Linked DNA regions of Homo sapiens: region 1 is linked to region 2. Evidence: chromatin loops called from intact Hi-C (ENCODE). Cell type or tissue: B cell. All regions are shown on one strand. Links, peaks and the distances in the headings refer to the core of each region. The heading gives the core; the rest is flanking DNA.

Region 1 (2,930 bases), core at 274-2,773, 50 kb before region 2:
AATTTGGCAGACGTTACATCCGTTTTGTGTGTGGAAAAACAAAAAAACAGAATTTGGCAGAAGTGATGGTATAAAAATTTCCAAGATGAGATTCTAAAAGACAGTGTAGCTTCCTTTTTACCCTGTTTCTCTCTCTTGGATCACTTGTTCTGGGGGAACCAGTTGCCTTGTAGAGCAGTCCCATGTGGCGAGGATCCAAAGCCCAGCAAAGCCATGTGACCGAGCCCTGGCAGAAGCAGATCCTCCGGCGTTAGTCGAGCCTTACCACATCCCTGGCTGACATCTTGACTGCATTTCAGGAGGAGACCCTGAGCCAGGGCCACCCAGCTAAGCCACACCGGATCCCTGATCCACAGAAACTGTGAGATAATAAAAGTTGGTTATTTTAAGCCGCTAAGTTTGGTATAATTTGTTATGCACCAATAGGTCACTAATAGATGTTAGAACAGCAAGATTGTTGTAAATACACACCCACATATATATATATATTATATATATATTGAAATGGAGTCTCACTCTGTCACCCAGGCTGGAGTGCAGTGGCACGATCTTGGCTCACTGCAACCTCCGCCTCCCAGGTTCAAGCAATTCTCCAGTCTCAGCCTCCCGATTAGCTGGAATTACAGGCATGCCCCACCACACCCGGCTAATTTTTATATTTTTAGTAGAGATGGGGTTTCACCATGTTAGTCAGGCTGGTCTCTAACTCCTGACCTCATGATCCGCCCACCTCAGCCTCCCAAAGTGCTAGGATTACGGGCGTGAGCACCACTGCGCCCAGCCAAGTTGTAAATAATTTAACAACTGAATATAATCAAAAAGAAAACTAGAGGCAGTCGTTAAAAATTGAAGACAAACTGAAACAAATTGAACCTGATTATATATCAAGTTGGTGGCAAAACTATGCATATAATAATGATTTCAAGTGATTCATGAACAAAGTATTTTTCTTCTACTTTGTGGGCTGGATCCTAAGGACTAAAATAACTGCGAATAAATCTTAAAAGGCATTCGGTGATCTAACTGTTAGTAATAACATTGATATTGTTATCCTGAAACTATTCTATCTATCCAGTGGAATAAATCAAGTAAGTCATTATGTTAATATCATTAGGAACCAAGATTTTACACATGAGAGAAGAGATGCAAACACAAAATCAAAGAAATTAAGTAAAAACCCTTTAATCTTTAATTTAGATTAGAAATAGCAGTATTTATTCATAATTTATTTTTATTTTGAAAAAAAATTCTTAGCTCTGTGCACTGAAAAGATCTGAAAAGAAATGATAGCAATAAAGACCCAGCATCCAGATTATAGTGAGTAAATATAATTTAAAACAAACAAATATGCAGAACTCCTTAGGGAAGTGGCTAGTTCCAATTCCGAGGCTGGAAATGTAAAAGATGAACTTGGAATATCCTATCTTACCAGAAATTAAGAAAAATTAAGGACTCCAAGGGTTGTATGACAAGATGGAACAATTTGAGCATCAAAAAGCATAATGACTGCAAAGTACTGTAATATTTACACATCAAGTATTTTAAAACTCCATGAGTTCATAATGACATCAATAATCAATAAATAAAACCTCACTGGTTACCTTTTGGAGGCTGCTGGAACATCAACTCACTAATTGTATAATAGGCAAATAAAGGAAAAGAATCACATTTATTTTGTTTTTCTGGGCAAACTATATTCAAGAGCATCCAGAAATGATAGGAAAGTTCTTCATTATGAACTAATTCAAGTTCGTAAAAAAATGACAGAATTGGAAAATCACCTTTTATGAAGGATAGTCTGGGTTATGGAAATGTTTTATGTCTTCATATAAGTGGTGGTTACATGGTTGTGTAAATATGAATATGTAAATATTCATCAAGCTGTTCACTGGATGTTTGTTCATTATATTTTAAGTAGTTTAACCTTAATTTAATAATTTTGGCTGGGCACAGTGGCTCACGCCTGTAATCCCAGCACTTTGGGAGGCTGAGGTGGGCGGATTTCCTGAGGTCGGGAGTTCGAGACCAGCCTGACCAACACGGAGAAACCCTGTCTCTATTAAAAATACAAAATTAGCCAGGCGTAGTGGTGCATGCCTGTAATCCCAGCTACTCGGGAGGCTGAGGCAGGAGAATCACTTGAACCCGGTGGCAGAGGTTGCAGTGAGCCAAGATTGTGCCATTGCACTCCAGTCTGGGCAACAAGAGCAAAACTCCATCTCAAAAAAAAAATTTAAAAAAAAATAATAATTTTACCTCAATTTTCAAATTACACTTGAATTATAAAAAAATTTCCATTGTGGCCAGGCCCAGTGGCTCACGCCTGTAATCCCAGTACTTTGGGAAGCCGAGGGAGACAGCTCACTTGAGGCCAAGAGTTTGAGAGAAGCCTGGCCAACATGGTGAAACCTTGTCTCTACTAAAAATACAAAAATTAGCCAGGCATGGTGGTGCGTGCCTGTAATCCCAGCTACTCGGGAGGCTGAGGCACAGAATCTCTCTATCCTGGGAGGTGGAGGTTGCAGTGAGCTGAGATCGCACCACTGCATCCAAGCCTCGGTGATAGAGTGAGACTCCATCTCAAAAAAATAAAGAAAATTAAAAAATCTCCATTGTGGCCAGGTAAGGTGGCTCACGCCTGTAATCCCAGCACTTTGGGAGGCTGAAGTGGGCGGATCACCTGAGGTCAGGTGTTCGAGACCAGCCTAGGCAGCATGGTGAAGCCCTGTTTCTACTAAAAATACAAAATTAGCTGGGCATGGTGGTGCGTGCCTGTAGTCCCAGCTACTCGGGAGGCTGAGGCAGGAAAATTGCTTGAACCCTGGAGGTAGAGGTTGCAGTGAGCCAAGATCGTGCCACTGCACTCCAGCCTGAGCAACAGATTGAGGCTCCGTCTCAAAATTAATTAATTAATTAATTAATTTAAAAAA
Region 2 (2,930 bases), core at 136-2,635:
CTTGGAAATACTGAAAAAATTAAGAAAGGTGTGTCATGAACGCGTAAAATACATGTAGATAATAATCTATTTACTACCATAAAATATACATAAATCTATTATAAATTTAACATTTATCAAAACTTAATGCACACAAACGTTTTTATAGACCACATGTGGTGCCACGTGCAGTTGAGAGAAATGTGAACAAATGTAAAGATGGATTAAGTCATAACTGCATAAAATTAACTAGTACATTCTCTACTACTGTAATTTCATAGCCATCTCCTTTTGCTACTGCGATGAGTTTGTTGTAAGTATCCGATGAAAATATGTGACGCTGATCTCTGCATGAGCAGTTCATCTCTCCAGTAAATGGTCTATCATAGTAAAAAATGATCTCTCATGTTCTCATGTATTTTTCATCATGTTTAGTGCAATACCATAAACCTTGAATAACATTACGGGACTCATGAAGTGTCACTAGTGGTGCTGGCGAACAGGCTCCCAAGAAGCAGAGAAAAGTCATGACGTTATAATGTTCTGCAAAGTTTCTTATAAGAAAAAGTTGAATTGCTTGATAGGTACCATAGATTGAGGTCTGAGGTCTGCAGCTGTGGTTGTCCGCCATTTCAGATGATTGATCTTGTAAACAGATGATGTAATTTTACTTTATTGGTAAAAACAGTACAGTACTATAAATACATTTTCTGATTTTCTTCTTTCCTTTTTTTTCCCTTTTCTTTTTTTTTTTTTTGAGACTATCTCACTCTGTCACCCAGGCTAGAGTGCAGTGGTGCGATCTTAGCTCGCTGCAACCTCCACCTCCCGAGTTCAAGCGATTCTCTGCCTCAGCCTCCCTAGTAGCTGGGATTAAAGGTGCACACCATCACACCTGGCTAATTTTTTTTGCATTTTTTATTAGAGACGGGGTTTTACCATGTTGGCCAGGCCGGTCTCAAACTCCTGACTTCAAGTGATCCGCCCGCCTCAGCCTCCCAAAGTGCTGGGATTACAGGTGTGTGAGTCACCACCCCTTCTGAGTTTCTTTTTTTCTCTAGCTTGCTTTATTGTAAGAATACAGTATTATAATACATGTAACAAAATATGTTAGTCGCCTCTTTATGATCAGTAAGGCTTCTTGTCATCAGTATGCTGTTAGTAGTTAAGTTTCTGAGGAATCAAAAGTTATTTATGGGCCGGGCGCAGTGGCTTATGCCTGTAATCCCAACACTTTGAGAGGCCGAGGCGGGTGGATCACGAGGTCAGGAGTTTTAGACCAGCCTGGCCAACATAGTGAAAACCCATCTCTACTAAAAATACAAAAATTAGCCCGGCATTGTGGCACCTGCCTGTAGTCCCAGCTGCTTGGGAGGCTAAGGCAGGAGAATCACTTGAAACCAGGAGGCAGAGGTTGCAGTGAGCCGAGATTGTGCCACTGCACTCTAGCCTGGGCAACAGAGCAAGACTCCGTCTCCAAAAAAAAAAAAAAGAAAAAGAAAAAAAAAAAAAGTAGTGAGGTCTGGCGCCCTCTACTGGTGAAGGCTAAGTATAGCTTGTGTTGTACAGTTAGGTCTCTTGTCTCTAGTGAGTCAAATATTTTAATGGAAAAACAAGGGTTATAGATGTCGGTTAAACATAGAAATTTGAAAGGAAGAGAAGTAATTCCCTTTGATTGTTGGTGCATAAAACCGGAATAGGCAAAATTCACAAGTCAAGATTAATTTCCAAGTCAAGATAATTTCCATGTTTGAGCTTAAGGATGATCTATCAAATTGTTTTCTAAGAAACTCATTTCACTTTGATGTCCAGTAAAGGAAATAATCTGGTAGGGGGTTGGAGTTGCTGTTGCTTGTTTATTGTCTCTATCCCCAGTCTGTAATGTTCCACAAAAGCAGAGATATTTGATGCACTGTGTACTTCCATATATTCTCCTATGATTAGAACAATATGTGACCCATTGCAGATGCTCAGTACACAATTTTTGAATGACTAAGCTTTGAGTTTTTATTTAAACACCTTTTTTTTGGATGAAAAGAAAAATTGAGAGAAGAAAATCTTAAGTATCCTAGGATCATATGTAGAATCAGAGGATTTCAACGTGCTGTATAAAAGGAGAGAGATTCTGGAACATAGGGCAAATTTTAGCAGAGTTGGGATAATGACTGGGTAAGAAAGGATAATTCTTTGTTCTAAAAGGGATTTCTCTGGTATTAAGGCCCTGTGTGAAAGCTGCTGGAGAAATTCAGTTCTGCAAAGTTTAAAGTAAATGGTTTGCTGTTTATGGAGTACTAGATTACTTAATGCAGTCCAGCCTTTATCTAGGTAAAGGTGATGCTTTTCCCATTGTGGAAGATGTTAGGATGCTAAGTTTGAATATGAAAATGTGTTGTGTGTTGTAGAGGCAATCAAATCACCATTTTGGTTGTATTTCCCATTGAGAAAATTAAAGATGCTTCTGTTTGTGTAATAATTTTGTTTTTATGAAATAAAGCGTAAAACTTCATGTGGTAAAATTTCACACTGTGATTCATTGTATTTGAGCATGCCTATGGAAAGTGATTGTTACTGTGTCAAATATTGAATGATTTGAATAATTACTAAGTTGTTCAGTTGTGTGTAGGATACTGCTGCTTTGACTTGGTAGAGAGCTTGTTCTAGCCCTGCTAGGTATGCCTAAATCTCTGTGACATAAAAAACAGGCTCTTTTAGAGTTGTGAGACTGCTACTTGAAATCAGGCAAAGCTGTGTGATTCCCAGCTGTTTCCACCACTTGAGTATTGAATAGGATTTATTAAGAAAAGTAGTGGTGTTATTCTTGGATAACTTAGTTGTATCTGTGATAAGTTTTTTTCTCCCACTCAAACCTTTCCAAATTATATCTGAAGGCAATATTTTCAGATTCATTCCTGAAATATTTAGGAACTCTGCACAGTACATTGTAGAAAGGG

What was found. Peaks named below come from ENCODE experiments on the same cell type or tissue, not always from the same donor. Only the 100,000 strongest peaks of a DNase experiment are listed, where the experiment ranks them.
Region 1: it touches region 2 in a loop (2.3-fold over the local background); 3 of 110 quality-filtered maps call a loop at or near these places.

What each region holds. Positions count from the first base shown.
Region 1 is chrX:41,063,261-41,066,190 of GRCh38, forward strand. No RefSeq gene overlaps it. Among named protein-coding and RNA genes, the nearest start is that of USP9X, 21 kb to the right of the region's middle. In B cell, for the core only: no CTCF peak of the experiment used is centred there; no DNase peak of the experiment used is centred there.
Region 2 is chrX:41,113,765-41,116,694 of GRCh38, forward strand. The region is part of intron 1 of USP9X (ubiquitin specific peptidase 9 X-linked); the gene reads left to right. Among named protein-coding and RNA genes, the nearest start is that of USP9X, 30 kb to the left of the region's middle. RefSeq lists a silencer at 886-1,018. In B cell, for the core only: a CTCF peak has its summit at 1,517 (motif pointing left); a DNase peak (open chromatin) is centred at 1,527; H3K27ac peaks cover 478 bases.